Regions from separate parts of the Mus musculus genome. Here region 1 is linked to region 2. Evidence: chromatin loops called from intact Hi-C (ENCODE). Cell type or tissue: gastrocnemius. All regions are shown on one strand.

Region 1 (8,000 bases), 67 kb before region 2:
TCCATTTCTTTGGCCTTTTTGGCTAAGTTCAGCTTCGCCCTCCCAACAAATGTCTTACTAGAGGGAGGATTGTTCCTTGTGTTACGGACGTCGGGGTGGCGGGGGCTACTGTTAGCCCGCTTGTTTTCAAATAAGGAGATTTTGTTGGCTGTGTTCCCCTTATGAACTGGCTGGCTAAATGAGTTGTGCTCATTTCCCAAACTGTCAGGATTCTTCGGAGTTTTCAGATTTAGTTCCACATGTTTGGGTCTGGCGGGGCTGCAAGGACAAAGCAACAGGGCAGTTAGCAGCCTGGTGTTAAGTCGACATACAAACCAGCTGCCAAAGAGACCACAAAGTCCGCATCCCCTGGTGTGTATCTGCTTTCCCATGAAACTTCCTAAACAATCCTACAAACACTAGCACATATTTTTAATATAAAGTATCTTACCTACATATGACAGATGAGACTATAAATCTAAGAAACTATTAATTTACCAAGTATTCATATTCATTCACAGTGAGTGGCACTGAACTGGCAGACATTACAAGGTATAAGGAACAAATTTAAATACTTAATGCCTTCCCATATTTTAAATGCGCAGTATGTATTTATGCATGCATGCATGCATGTGTGAAGTCAGAGGACAACCATGGGTGTCAAGGTTCGACTTTGCTGAGACAGTCTCTCGATGTTCAGCACTGCACACCCAAGTTGTCAGGTCTGGGAGCTGCCAAGCTTTTCTTGGCTCCATCTTCCATCTCACTACGGGAATGCTGGGATTAGAGACACTCATTCCCATGACCACCTTTTCTATGGGTCTCAGGTCCTCACACTGTATCCACTGAGCTGTCCCTCTGAACATGGAAAGTGTTTTTAAATCTTTCCTAAACCTGCTGCTCATCAGCATTCTGCCTTATTCCCAGTGGTTTCATATGCATAAATATTTTACTAGAATGAAAATGGCAGTGTTCATAGGGCTTGCTTGGCTGCTTGCCTTTTGCTAAGACAAAAGGATGAGTTAACATTATAACTTCCAGGGTCCTAAGACTGACTTCCTTGGAATTTTACACAAACATTAGTAGAAGCAAATTTTTTAACCATACGGCTATACCATAATTTGTTAACTGACTTTGTTAATGTGTCTAGGGCAGAGTCTCCCAGCTCATTCACATTTCTTAGGTCTAATTACTTATTACTGGGAATAATGTCTTTAGTGTACACAATGTGTTCTTTCACAATAGCAGAATGTGTTGTGTTGGCATTTGCCTGCCTTGGCCTCAGTCCTGGCTCTCACACTAATATCTGTGTGAATTTAGCCAAGGCATTTCACATATCTGGCCCATTGCTCTCTTTTGTATCTGTAACTTAAAAGGTAATACAAAACAAAACCCCTACATAATTTAGAACAGAATTAGTTTTTATTTCACACAAAACTTATGGTTAAGGGAATTTTGGAAGTCCCCTTAAGGGGTTACACTGAGGGCTAACAGAGGCTACAGGACCAGAAGGCTCCCCATGGCTGCTTTCAGACAGAGCCACTCCCACTTTTTTGTTTTATGAACCATTTTATATAAACATTCCTCAGGGCAGGCAGAGGAGCTTGTCAGTTTGTAGCCAAATGAAAACCACCGTTTGCCAAGCACTTGGGAAGTTATTTAATTTGGTTTACCCAATGTACAACTTGCCTGTTCTTTTCTAAAGAGAGAAAGCTGAGACCTAGAGAAGGTAGGTGACTCCTCTGAGGTCACCTAGCTGGTGACAAGGCCTGGGTTTGAAGCAGGAGCTCATGTCTCAGAAGCCACATTACAGTATGTGGTCAGACTAGACGGGCCTGGAGCCCCGCAGCCGCTTTCCTTATCAATGGTGTGTGTGTGTGTGTGTGTTGAACGTGGAGGGGATGGGGGATGGGAGATGGGGGTGTTCAGTGAGATATCAGGTCCATCAGAAACACAGTGTTTGCAAATGCTGTGTTAATTAATTATTGCTGTGTTAATTAATTAATGAGCAAAGGTGACAATCTGAGGAATCTTAAAAAAAGAAAGAGCGGACCAGTCAGCACAGGAAGAGAGCATCACCGAAGTAGACATCAAAGTACATCTTGGGATGTGCAAGGAGAATGTCCAGGTGAGCCCCCGGCTCCCCATGGGAAGCACATCTGCTCATTAAAGATTTACACCAGATCAAAATACCTTTTACAACCCAACTCTCTACCATTAACTTGTGTTACCAAGAGTCACTGCAATTAACCCAGTTGGGGCTGATTAAAAGGCAGGCTCCTCTAATGCATGTTGTAATGCCTTCATTATGAGGTGAGAGGGAGTGAAAAAAGCCACAGCTACACTGTAAAAGGAAGTGCCTCCCTGCCTTAAACACATCCCTCTTCGAATCTCAGTGTTTGGGAGAGAACGTGCAGAAATCAGTCTTTGAACAGGATTAAGTCATTGTTTTTTAGGTGATACAATCTTATTTTAATTTTTCTTTCCCAAACCAGGCTCAGATCTCAATCCTGTCATTTGGGAGAGAAAAGCCTTGAGTTTCAGGCCAGCCTTGGCTAAACAGTGAGTTAGGAGCCATCCTGGGCTACAAGGTGAGCCCATCAAAAAAATCCAGCCAACCAACCAACCAAACAAACCAACTAACCAGCCAGCCAACCAACCAACCAGCCAACAAACCAACCAAACCAAAACCAACAAACCAAACAAACCAAACCAAACCACACCACACCAAACTACAATCAGTTAATATCTTTCTAAAAATCCAGCCATAACAGGACTAAAGGTCTGAAAGCCTCTGTCAGATTGACAGAAATAGGCCAAAGAACTAGATAAAATTCTTAATTTTCCACTTCATTAGTTTGCCAGTTCAAAAGAAAATTTAAAAAGACGGGTGGTGAGGAAAACGGTTTAAAAAGAAGTGACCGGTAGTGAGAAAAAAAGACACTTGGCTCAGTTCTGGTAGGATGCAGACCCAAAGAAGAGTTCCATTGTAAGATCCCTTCCAGAACTTGTTTACTGATCCCTTAACAGTGTAACATTTCTGGTTTTTCCACTGGTGCCTTCTGATTGGATGACAGGTGGAGCGGCCAGCCTGGATTTAGTCCTGCAGCGTTTCTCCTAGCTAGGCTTAGCAGGTTTCTGTGTTCCGTCACACTCGTCTTCCACAAATAATGGGCATCATTCAGTGGGGAAATTTTCCTGACGCTACCGTTACAGAATAAATAGCTGATTATGTCAAAGGTCTCCAGGCTGCCAGCTGGTGAGACAGTTCAACCTTATTCATTAAGCACATTTTCCTCCTAGCTTCCAGACAGACCTGTTTCAAACCTTACGTCTTTTTAGGACATCAAATAGAATGAAACCATTTAGTTCAAAAATGATAATGCTGCAAATGATGGGCCTTTTTGATCAGTTTGTGAATCAAAAATAGGAAGAATTTGAGAACTTAATTATTTCCACCTGCTGGGAAGAGTCACGGCCTGAGCTCAGTTCTACAGAGAGCCCTCCTGGGCTTCCTAGCCACACAAATCAGTTACCATCAAACCACAAGCCCAGGCTCCTCCAGGAAACCGGTGACTTCTTGTCCTGTACTTCCAGAACCTTTACAATGGCAAAATCCACCCGGCCCTTTTAATTTGATTTGTATGCTCCTTGCTGCCACAAGGGGGACTTAAATGGTGAGGGCAACAGGCTGCATCACAGGTATGGCTCATCTCCCCCCACAGCACACAGAACAAAGGGCACTTAGTAGATACTTGCGAAATTGCTAAACTTGCAAGCGAGTAGGTACAGTCTGTTGTTTTGTGTCCTTTCACTTAGGAAATTTTCAGTAACAACGCCGATCATCTCAATAAGAGAAAAGTCATTTCCAGCTCAGAAACAAAAGTGCTTACTAGATCACCGACGGGGGGTTGGGGGGGGCGGGGGGGATTATTAGAGATGTCCTTAATGCTTGCTTTAGGACAACAATGTACTAACCCTATAATAAAGTTCTCTTAAAAGTCTTTCCTGTCAATGCCACTGGGCCACACTCAAAATACTGCTGGCTCCTGAAATACCCCTGTACACTTTGGATAAAGAATATAATTGGCTCTATCAAGCCATTAAGTCTTATCTCTGCTGTTTAGGTAAACACAGTGCCTCAAGGGATAGATCCTATTTTCGCATTCATTTAACTTAGTTCTTAAAGCAGGAATTAGCGGCGGAGGCTGCCAAATGTGTCACACCCCAAGCCTTAGTTCTACAAACAGTTCTTTCTCTCTTTGAAGTTTTCACAGGAAAAAAAAAAATATACAGGTTACAGACCAACCATACAACCCTAAACAGCCCCCTGCTCAAACTGACTCCGCAGCTACTTACAGGGTCACTTTGGTGGTCACAGTAGACCTGCCCACACCGAACTGGTTCCTGGGCTTCAGGCCGTCGGCGTCGGACGCTCCTGTTCCCCTGCTGCGACCCCCGTCGCCCCGGCTATCAAAGTGGTGGGGCAGAGGACCCCTCTTGTGCTCTGGCTTGATCTCGGGCAGCAACGAGCTGCTTTTGACGGTGAGCTCGCGCGGGACGACGCGGCCCGCCTCCTCGCCGCTGTCCGCCGCAGCGGGCGCCCTCTTGGGTGGGGACTCCTTGGCGGGAGCGCGCGAGCCACTGCCGGGCGAGCTGGGCACCGCCTCGGGGACACGGCTGCGACCCTTCCGCTTGGTGGGCGACAGGGGCTTGCTGCGGTCCGGTTCCCCTCGGGGTTGCCCTCTGGGGCAGGAGCTGGCCTTTGGCTCCGGGCAGGCGACCGGGGCTGCGCCTCCGTCGGGAACCGCTTGTACCGATTTCACTTTCCTTTCCGCCAAGCAGTTCTCAGCCGCAGCGTCTGGCGCCACCTCGTCGTCGAACACCGCCTCGTCCTTGGCCGCACTCTCGGGAGCCACCGCATCCGCACCCGGGGAGTCGGTGGATTTCTGCGACTTCCTCCGCCGACCAGACCGGCGGCCGCTTGACCTCTTTTCCATGTCGTCCGAATCCTCGCAGTCGTCTGTCCCCGGAGCAATCGAGGCCGGCTCGTCCACCTGAGCCACCTCAGTTTTGCTCAAGTAGATGTCCAACGTTAGCACTTTGGTGGGATGCGCGCGGTCGACCGACCCGGCTGTGCGGCTGGTCTCTGCGTCCTGGGCGGGAGGCTCACCTGGAGGAACCGCGTCCCCCGGGGCCCCCAGAGAGCCCGCTTCGGCACCCACGCCGGGGGCTCCGTCGGGGGCCTCTCCTACTCCTCCCACGAGGTGCTCCTCTGGCGGCGACCCCGACACACCTCTCGCTGTCTCTGGTTGGAGGCCAGCGCCAGGCAACGCTTCCTCCCCCGGACTGCGGGCGGGCGTCTCTGCGCTCTCCTGCCTGGAGCGATTCCCTGGTGAGGAATGCAGCAGCTCTTTGGCAGCGGTGGTGGCATCTGGGAAAGTCTCTCCCTCTGCCTGTAGAGGTTCTAATTGGGCTGAATCATTGCTGTGGCACTGCTGCACAACCCCTACATTGATGCTGGAGCAAGGTGACTGTTCGGCGTCGCAGGGGGTTGCCTGAACACAGCTCTCAACGGGCTGGCCCTCAGCCTCCTGCCTGGGGCCCGCCTCGCCAGCGTCGGTTGCCTTTAGTTGGTTGTCCTGAGCCTTAGTTTTCTCACTCCCTGTTTTTGGGACTTTAGCAGAGGCCGATTTGCTATTTGAGTTGGTGGGACTCTCTAATCCGTTCCTGGTGTTCCTTCTCCTTCCAGCCGTAAAAAGAGTGCCAAGTTTTTCCAACACTGGCTTCCTTCTGGTGTCTTCTGGTGGTTGTGCTCTGGACTGGAAAATGAAAAGAAATGGGGAGAGAAAACTTGAGAATCCGTTTTGTTCTGCTTTGGTAGGTTACAAAGCTACTGCGAACCACCTTGGCAATGGACCAGGTGTGTTTGACAATGAATAGGTACAGCCAGGTGTGGCAGCACGCGACTATCTGGTCTTTGTTATGCTCCAACAAAATTCACTTTAAAAACTAGACAGAGATGATAGATAGATAGATAGATAGATAGATAGATAGATAGATAGATAGATAGATAGATAGATAGATAGGGTCTCATTATGTAACTCTTGCTGTCCTAGAACTCATCATGTAGACCAGGCTGGCCTTGAATTCACAAAGATCCGCCTGCTTCTACTCACTGAAAGGTGGGGTTAAAAGCATGCACCACCATACCTGTGTGGCTAAATTTCTTTTTCTTGTATTTTCGGTTGTGAGCCTAGCCTTAATGGCTGAGTCATCTCTCCAGCCTTAAATTTTGTTTCCTTAAACACATTTTTGAAGCTACACTACTTACAACAGCATTTCGTTATAAGTGTTCTTAACCCGGAACGTCCAATTATTATACGCATGTAGTAGGGGCTTCTGCTTTTACTTCTTTCCTTAGTAAAAATGCAAATTTAAAGCAACCAGGCATGATTTCAGGGTCCGCGGTTCGCCCCCCAAGTACCTTAGGGAGTTTTTGGGTTTTTTTTTTTTTGTTTGTTTGTTTGTTTGTTTTACAGAAACAACTCCCTTTATTTACTGGGAGGGGGGGCGTTGTGAATGGCTCAAGGAAAAATTCCTAGTGGCCCTCTGGACAACCTTACGAACACCTGGGTCTAGCCTTCAGCAAAGGTGCAGGAATGCAGCACCTGGCCCCGCCCAACCGCAAGGCGCTCACCAATGAGGCCCACGTGCCCGCGTTTAAACTGCGCGCGCGGCGGAGCGCTGTCCCGCCTCTTCCCAACTCACCCCTAGGCTTCACCGGGGATAGTCCCTAAGTGCCCGGCTGAGGGGCAGGGGCAGGCGGCAGGCCAGCCTAGCAGACAGCTGCCCGGAGGGCTGCAGCCAGCACCAGGTGTTGCAAGTCCTTGCAGCCAGCAGCCAGCGTGCAGCCCCCTGGTCTGTGACTAGGAGGAGTGGGTAAGGGGTTGCAGGGCTGGAAAGGAAGTCGAGAGCAACCCTTCAGGGCAGCGTGTATGCGGGATCAGCTCGACTCCCCGTGGTCCCCTACGATCCCTTAAGAGCCAACCCTTAAACTCAAGACCCAGGTAAGAGAGTCTAAGCCCCGACGAGGCAGAAAACAGCCCCACCTTTCCTAAAGGGTGAGCGTTTGTTCAGGACGGTACTGACTCACCACTTAGGGATTCCAGATTCAGTCTTAACGCAGATAAGCGTCCCCACCCCCATCTGAGCTACAAAAGCAGTCGAGGGAGTCCGGAGTTTGTGGGAAATGTAAAATGCCTGGGTAAGAAGTGCTTGGGATCCACAGAGTCAACAGGCATCTGTTGAGACAGACCTGGTAGTGTAACCTTGCTGCAACCTAGTGAGGTAATGTGTTACCTACCAAAGGCCGAGACCAAAACAAGACGTGCTGGAGGCGGGGCGATAAAGTCCGCCTTCAAACCCATGCCTTCCAGTTCCAATTAGTGCCCTTTCTAGTCCATCACAGAGGACATGTGGGTGCAGAGGGAACATTTGAACGCTAGTGGCTCCAGAGAAACAAACCCCAGGCTACACAGGCGCACACCAGCAGTCAGAGCTCCAGGGAAAGCGCTGAGAAGCTCAGGCTGAAGTGCTGCTAAGAACCAGAGAACTGTGACAAAGATTAAAAAAAAAAAAAAAAAACCTAGCCACCCAGAGCTCCTGTGACTGAAGCGATTTTGGCTATTACATGTTTTCAATGGAAATATCTGCCCATTGAGTCCTGCTTAGGTACTAGACACCCACAAAATGATTTACATAGTCATCTTTCCAACAGCCCTTGCAGTTTGTTATATCCATAAGCCAAGATTACGTATCCCTGTCCAAAGCTGCGCAGCTGGACAGACCTTCTGACTCTGAAAATAGAGCCCTTTGTTTCCATTGCCTGGACAGGCCATCAAGCATGCCCTGAAAAAGTAGACAGGAAAATGAGCCTGAGTCTATGGGCTCAATTCCAGTCCCTGTCAAAATTAAACAACTAGAGTATGTATCTCTGTGCCCTGCACAGTAATGTTGCA
Region 2 (8,000 bases):
CACGGGAGGAAATGAAGGCAGGGAAGGTGTTCTAACACTGAAGGTGCCTACCCCGAATCTATTTCCTTTAGCTGCCCCCTGCCATCTTCTCCCCCTACATTTTCTTGGCTTGGAACACTAATTTGTTCAACCACCTACCCATCATGCACTTCAGAAGCCATATCCAACTGAAGCGGTCACCCATGAGGTCAGATCCTTGAGTTTTGGTCCTTTTACCCTGTCATTAATTTGGGCATATCTCTTACCGGATGTTATAACATTGTTTTATGTCTGTGTACCTGAAAAGCGTTCATAGTCACCATGGTATGATTCCGATCCGAGGGATGAAGGGTGGATGCTAAAGGACTAGGAAAGTCCTCTGTTTAAAAAGTCCACAGGAAGAAACAAGCCCTCTCCCTGCAGGTGGTGGTGACTTGGGACCATTCAGGGAAATAGGCAGAGAAATGACCGAAAAGAAAGCAGAACAAACACACAAGAGCAACTGGAATCTAAACATATTGATGCACTGCTGACTTACTCGGTCCAATACCAGTTTTATCTCTGAGCTTTTGTGTTAGAAATACCCTATTCTTTAAGCCATTTTGAATTACCAAAGCATTGAAATTAAAACAAGCATTTATAGACTCCCTGCCCCCCCCCCCCCAATCATATGGTTGAGGCTGAATAAAGTAGAGGAAGATTTCTGCTTTTAATGAAAACTACCAGTGAGGTGGGAAGAGAAGTAGCAACTCAATGCCTCACGTTTCACAGGAGCAATGGAATCTTCTGAGAATTTCTACAGTATACCAAGGGTAAAGAGACAAATGGGAGAATGTTTTAGGATTCGGAAAAGTGCAAATCAGGGAGGTAATACCCGAAAGGAAGCCCTGTATGAGAATAATGCGCCTACTTTAGCTGTTGTTTTGTTTTGTTTTGTTGTTTGAGTGAGGGTTCTCACATAGCCCAGGCTAGCCCCGAACTTCCTATATCATCACGTATGACCCTGATCTCCTGATCCTTCCGCCTTTGCTTCCCAATTACTTGGACTGCAGGCAGCACCACCATGCCAGGCATGGGCATGACTGGGAGAAGTCTCTCCTATACAACTTTAACAAAACAAAACATTATTCTTTGCACAACAAAAGATGAGAAGGGACATTAGAAGCGGTGTTTTTTTTTTCCTCCCTTCTAGACATAGCAAAGAAAGAGAATTGTGTCAGTGTAGAAAGGAATTGAACTAAAGGATCTCATAGGGCTGTCATCGTGAGGTATTCTATAATCCTAGTTCCAGGAAGTGGAGGAGGAAGGACTCCGAGTTCAAGGTCACCTGGGTTTGCATAGTGGAACCCCAAGGAACAGAGATGAAATTGTATGATTTCTTTAGTTAGAACGTAACAGATCTATCTCATGCAACATTTGATACTATATAAAAATCATCTTGGGCTACATAGAGAAGCTCTATCAGAAAAACAAACAAAGTAAAAGAGTTCTTCAGGCAACTCTTTAATAATTTACACACACATACACACACACACACACACACACACACACACACACACACACACACACACACTGGAGAATAACAGCTGAGAAGCACCCGACAGCTGAGGAGGTAGGAAGACTTACGCAGATACACCTTTCATAAAGCCTTTCTTCACAAGCTCTTCTCTATCCCTAACCATCTGCCCTCTGCTCACAAATATGCCAAGAGGAATAGGAAGCGAGAAAAGACACCCACACCCTGAAACAGTATCATTTCTTATAAATTGGGGCAGTAGAGCAAAATTGTATAGATAGTCTACTGTCCTTAATACTGATCTTTGGAGTAAAATATATATATTTATTTATTGGAGATTGAAGAGATGAAAATGTTCTCGTGTGCCCCCTATGAGAGTGAAGGCAGGTGTCCAAGAACTGAGCTGTCTCTTCTATTGCACCATCCATGTTAAATGGTCCAAAGATGGCAAAGCTGTTTGTTCTTTCTACATATTTTGCTTGTGAGCCAATCCTTGCCTGTTTATAGTACAGGATCCTTTCCCCTCTAAGTAACCCAAAATCTAGCTCAGAGAAACCAATAAAAAAAAATGTTTATTAACATATAAACTAAGAAGAGCTCCTGAGCTTAATCAGTGAACTCAACTGCTTCTAGATTCTGTGGCTTCTCCAGTTCCAGACATCACAGAAATGCCAGGCTATCTTCTTGTGCATCTTCCTCAGAAATGAGGAAATATCCCAAAAGCCATTTCTTGTCACATGTCATTACACGACAAACCAGTTCCTGGACCTGCTCCTTTGAGCCTGGAGCCTGAAGGACACTGTGTCCATTCAGAGAACAGACATCTGACAAACCTAGGATTCTATTAGGAAAGAATGAGTGGGGAGAGGCAAAAACGGATGCTCTCTACCTGCTGCCCGGCTTTCTCGTGAAACAAGCTCCCCACACTTACTGTAACACTGATACAGGTAGAGTCAGGCCATGTTTATGACTGAATCTGAGGCATCGAAGTAGAAACCCATGTGATTTAGGCCTCACAGTAGGCTGAACCCAGGATGCCTGTCTGCTTGCTCCTTTCACTCATGGTATACACTAGTAAGGCTTAGCATGGACCCAAGGGTTGATTCTGTTTGGTAAGCCTGTACTCGTGATCTCCCGGACTCAAGATACACACCGTCCTGAGGCAGGTCTCTTATCAGTGGCCAGAGGAGGAGAGAGCTATCGTTTGCAGTCCCAGGGAAGGGCCTGGCCTAGTGCTCTTCTGAAACAGGAAGTGCTGTCTGAGGCACACTCATTACTTCAGACCTGCCTCTGAGGGAGGAGGAGATACCAGTGACTTCCCTTTCCTCATGACCCAGATCCAAACAGCAGCCACGCACCTGGCCACTCCAATCATCATCTCACACGCTGCTCCAGGACTTAGGTGAGCGGGAATGAAAGGCCAGGAGATGTGTGGGCCCAGAGGTCATCATGAGGCAGGCTTAGCTGCAGGGCAGCCTTTCACACACCTCAGATGCTCCTATCACCTGTAAGGACTCCTCACTTCCTCTAGATGCCTCAGCCACAGTAAAGTTATTGTACAAGTGTTTATCCTAAAACACAGTGCCTTCAATCCCAGCACCCAGGAGTCAGAGGCAGAGGCAGGAGAATTTCTGTGAGTTCCAGGTCAGCTTGGTCTAAATAATGAGTTCCAGGATAGCTACAAAGTGAGACCCTGTCAAAACGAAAACCAAACAAACACAACACAACACAACACAAAACAAACCCACAACCCCAAGACTGTAGGGTAATGGCCTAAAATACAACCTACAAGATGGTTTCTTTCTACTACATAGAAAGAAAACACTGGGAGTCATGCAGAAGCTTTATAGATTCTGGGAATCTTATCACTGTCATCTATCTAGCCATGCCAGATATCAACATGCATAAAAAGGAACAAACCCACACCCCCACCTCTGGAGGTCTGTGAGGCCTAGGGCTATAACACACTCAGTTCTGAAGAACAGTTGCATAAGGACTAGACACTTAAAATCTCCCTAGCCTAAAAGCCAACCTTGATAAATGTTTGCAACAGCAAAAGCCAATTGGAAAGTTGGGTACTTTTTCATGCCTAATGAAGTAAATTTTAGTTTCACTCCTAACAATTAGGCTAGAGGAACCATAAGAAAGGCTAAATGTTGCCAGGCAGTGGTGGCACACGCCCTTAATCCCAGCACTTGGGAGGCAGGGGTAGGCAGATTTCTGAGTTCGAGGCCAGCCTGGTCTACAGAGTGAGTTCCAGTACAGCAGGGCAATACAGTGAAACCCTGTCTCGAAAAACCCAAAATAAATAAATACATAAATAAATAGGCTACAATAGAGCAAGGGAGGATTTGTGAGAGAGTTTGGAGGGAAGAAAAGAATGGGGGAAATAATATAATTATATTGTAATCTAAAATAAAAGCTATTAAAAAAAATAAAACAGTCATTACTGGACAACAATCGTTTTGGTTAATAAAACAAAATTAAATCCTCTAAAACTGCCATCTTGCAATGGAGTCTTAACAGAACCTGTTTATTAATTTGATAATTATAATAATTTCTAAATTTTTTTCTTTCTTCTCATGAGACAGAGTCTCACTGTGAAGCATTGGCTGGTCCGGAACTCACTATGGAGACCAGGCTGGCCTTGAACTCCTAACACTCCATCTGGTTCTGTGTGCTTCATCATACTGGGCTTAATTAAAGTCTTTCCTGTTTCCCTTTTAAGGGGCAGATATTACTCTGCCTTAGTCAATATTTGTTAAGTGCTTGCATTTACTCAGGGTCATGGCTAAGAGTGGGAAACAGCTGTCAGCTCCTTTCACTTTATCCTTCCTGTTTTCCTTCATTTGAGTTTCTTTTGCAAAACCAGAGAGACCATCTCCCTGCAATTGATTTTGTTAAAAATAATGGTAAGGTTGTATCCTTGCTAGTGAATCCTCTTATGTTAGAGAGCCACATACCTTTTCTCAGAAAAATCCCTGAAGCTTACGTAAAACAGTGTTGGGCTCTTTAAAAAAGAAAACAGCCCAGTACAGATAGGTAAGGGGTGGGAATCCTCAGCCTGTGGCCCACACTTCTGCTGTCCTCCTAGCTCCTGGAGCAGACAGATGTGCACTGCTTTGTGTTATAGTGGGTAGGGATTAATGCAGAGCTCAAAGTGCCCGAGTAAGTGCCTGGGACTGGTTATAGAAGTGGCTCAGCTAGGCTCACAACCAACACAGCTGCATTGACTGACGGGGCGTATAAACTGATGCTGTACTGCCCTCTGCCGTCTGAACAAGTATTATTAGTGAGTTCTCCTAACCTTATAGTTATTGAAAAGGAAGTTACCTAAAGGTACCTCTGTGTGCATCAAGGCATTTCCCAGTTAGAGCCTGAAACAGTATATAATACAGCCACTCTTATGAACAAGACACTGGTTAGAAGTGAACATAAATGTACTGGCTACACACACACACACACACACACACACACAAGGGCAGGGGAGAATGTGGTATTTCTTTAGTTCAGCTGCTAAGTGGTAGAGAAAAACCTTCTGGGTAGGACCACCCCCTCTAACATTAGACTCTATGTTAGATTATGGCCCCACACCCGCAGATAATACCAGATCTGACCTTGAAAATTCCCCTGGGGATTACTTGATGTAATCTATTCGGTACAGTCTTGAAAAGACACTGTGCTTGAGAAATCATGAGACTGACAGAACATGGAGCCTGCTGGTTAGCCACATGTGGAACTGGGAGGCAGGCTCCTGGAAAAGCCTCACAAAGACATATCTAATAACAAAATCTGGATAGATCCAGGTAGATCCTATATTTAACAAAACAGAATGGAAATCTACTTCTCTTATAGGACCAAAGGTTTTAGATTTACAAAGTGGGTTTGTATTTCAAAAGCAACATCGTTTTCAAATCGATTTTTCTCAGCCAACGAAAGGGAGGACTGTAACAACATACACTCTTGGATTTCAGAGCATTTCAGGCTAGCCGTTGGGCAGCGAAGCGAGTTATGTCACTTCTCCAGGCCTCAGTTTCCTCATCCAAGGTCATAATCAGATTGTAAAAAGGAGTTAAATAATTAGCAACCGTTCATAAAGTGTGTGTGTGTTTGTGTGGGTACCTCATAGATCCTCAAAAGGTTGGCATTTCCTGAGTAAGAATTTGGAAGATTGCATGTGGGTAGCACTTTGAGGAGGCACATTTGTCAGAAAGAATGTCTAGCTGCCCAATCACCCCATTTTGCAGATGAATTCACAAAGGCTCAGAAATGGTTACTCTTCACCTTCACTGGCCTAGATAAGATGAATAATTCTAATTCCAAATGAGCCTTGTGATCGCAAAGCCCCCAGTTGGATGGGGGCGTGGAGATCATTTATACGCTTAATCAAGTTTCAAAAATTCCAAACATTTTCAACATTGGTGTCAACAGTGGCAACAGAAAGCCCAAATTGCCATCTAGTGGTTGTATAAGTATGCCAATCCACTTGTCTTTAGCTTTTGCAACTTTTTTCCTAAAAAGTAAGGTTCCCTGACAGCCTAACTCTCAGATGGCCTCTACTCACTCCCTTGGGTACACTGATGGACATAGTGACTTGAAGACAAAGAACATCTCTCGATGCACTATGGGGACAGAAATGCCCAAGTGCCCCTCATATTTAGCCAGTACAGTGCAGAATGTCTCTCTACCCAAGGCTTGGGACCATTGCCTGAATATATTGTTGAAATCTGGTGTTCCTGTGAAATCACCCTGCCTGTGAAACTTAGCCATCTTTCCGAGGACTGATGCTATGGGAATTTTAGATGTTAGGGATCGCTCGGCATGATTAACCAACTATGAAACCCACCTTGACCCAGGCTAGTCTCACAGGAAAGAATGACCCCATTCTAAGCAAAAACAAAGACAAGTGGAGGCCAAGGACCACACAAGCCCAGAACCACCACACTGGGCTCCAGAGCGCTGAGGAGCCCTGGGGAGGGGCTCTGCTTATCAAGAGACTTGAGTTTCATTTATGGCTGTACATACTCTATCCACAGCAGTTGGAAGACCATGCCCACCCCACCCTCAGCTTCCCTTTCTAACATACACATTGAACAAGTTTACCTTATACTTGTCAAAATATAAATGGAGGCTTTTGATTGCTCAAAGTGCCCTTTTAAGGCAGCTCAAATTCCCATAATGGGGATTTGACAGCATATGTACTCCCCAAAGAAAGACTAGTGACTATATTAAGTTCATAAATAATAAATCGAAAATGTAGGGGAAAGTATTTTAAATTGCTATCTCTAATTTTGTTTTTTGTTTTGTTTTTGTATTTATGTTTGTGTATGTGCCATGGAGCACAGGTGACACTCAGAGGACAACTGTCAGGACTGTTCTCTCCTGCCATTGTGGGATCCAGCGACTGAACTCAGGTCATCACAGTTGGTGGCAGCACCTTTACCTGATGAGCTATCCTGCAGGCTCTAGATTGCTATCTGTAACACAAAACAATTAGAGCATGGTGGGCCAGGCAAGGAGGAAGACACCTGGTAAACCATGGTTATAGGATGGAGGATAGAGAGGTTACCCTTCAAATAGCCAGAGGTAGACCACAGGTGTCCTGCTCCAATCAATTCAACCCTAACCATTTATTGAGAACCCTTCACCATCACACCCGAGCTTGCTTTGGGGGATACAACAGGATTGGCCTCATGAGAACTTCCTGATAAACACATTGGACTTTTGACATTATCTTACTCAATACTCCATCTATAGGGACTGAAGGGAGAAATACAGATTAAGTTCCATGAAAAGGTCTTTTTTTTCTTTTATCCACAGACTGACTTTCTTCCTTCCTTCCTTCCTTCCTTCCTTCCTTCCTTCCTTCCTTCCTTCCTTCCTTCCTTCCTTCCTTTCCTTCCTTCCTTCCTTCCTTCCTCCCTCCCTCCCTCCCTCCCTCCCTCCCTCCCTCTCTCTCTCTCTCTCTCTCTCTCTCTCTCTCTCTCTCTTTCTTTCTTTCTTTCTTTCTTTCTTTCTTTCTTTTTTTGAGACAGGTTTTCTCTGTGTAGTCCTGGCTATCCTGGAACTCTCTTTGTAGACCAGGCTGGCCTCAAACTCAGAAATCTGCCTGCCTCTGACTCCCAAGTGCTGGGATTAAAGGCGTGCACCACCACCACCCGGCATAATCCACAGACATTCAAATATTCCCTCACCCATAGACTCTCAGACAGTGTAGACCGTGTACCCTGATAATGCATCAGTTTGGAAACTGCAGAACTTTATAAATACACTTGTTTTCTTCAAACTCTTTCTCTGGCCTCACTGGACTGACAATCCCTCCTTTAGCTTCCCAGTCATTACCGGTTGGCATTGCTAACTGGATGTATCTTCCTGTAAGTCCTTTAGAGGAGACAGTGGTGGGGAGACATATTGCTGTCACTCTAGTTCCCCGCCTCATAATGTCTTCAATTAGTAAGCTCCCCACTGGTCCCTACTGCTACTCCAACCCACCCTCATCCTACTA

Evidence for each region. Peaks named below come from ENCODE experiments on the same cell type or tissue, not always from the same donor. Only the 100,000 strongest peaks of a DNase experiment are listed, where the experiment ranks them.
Region 1: it touches region 2 in a loop (2.4-fold over the local background); 10 of 42 quality-filtered maps call a loop at or near these places.

Annotation. Positions count from the first base shown.
Region 1 is chr10:43,999,090-44,007,089 of GRCm38, forward strand. Crybg1 (crystallin beta-gamma domain containing 1) reads right to left here. Exons shown (of 22, transcript NM_001368305.1): 3 at 4,339-5,801; 4 at 1-258. Among named protein-coding and RNA genes, the nearest start is that of Gm40636, 35 kb to the left of the region's middle. In gastrocnemius, CTCF peaks have their summits at 3,648 (motif pointing right) and 4,860; DNase peaks (open chromatin) are centred at 693, 4,716, 5,294 and 6,790; H3K4me3 peaks cover 3,676 bases; H3K27ac peaks cover 1,352 bases.
Region 2 is chr10:44,066,566-44,074,565 of GRCm38, forward strand. The region is part of intron 1 of Crybg1 (crystallin beta-gamma domain containing 1); the gene reads right to left. Among named protein-coding and RNA genes, the nearest start is that of Crybg1, 78 kb to the right of the region's middle. In gastrocnemius, a CTCF peak has its summit at 4,759 (motif pointing left); a DNase peak (open chromatin) is centred at 4,745.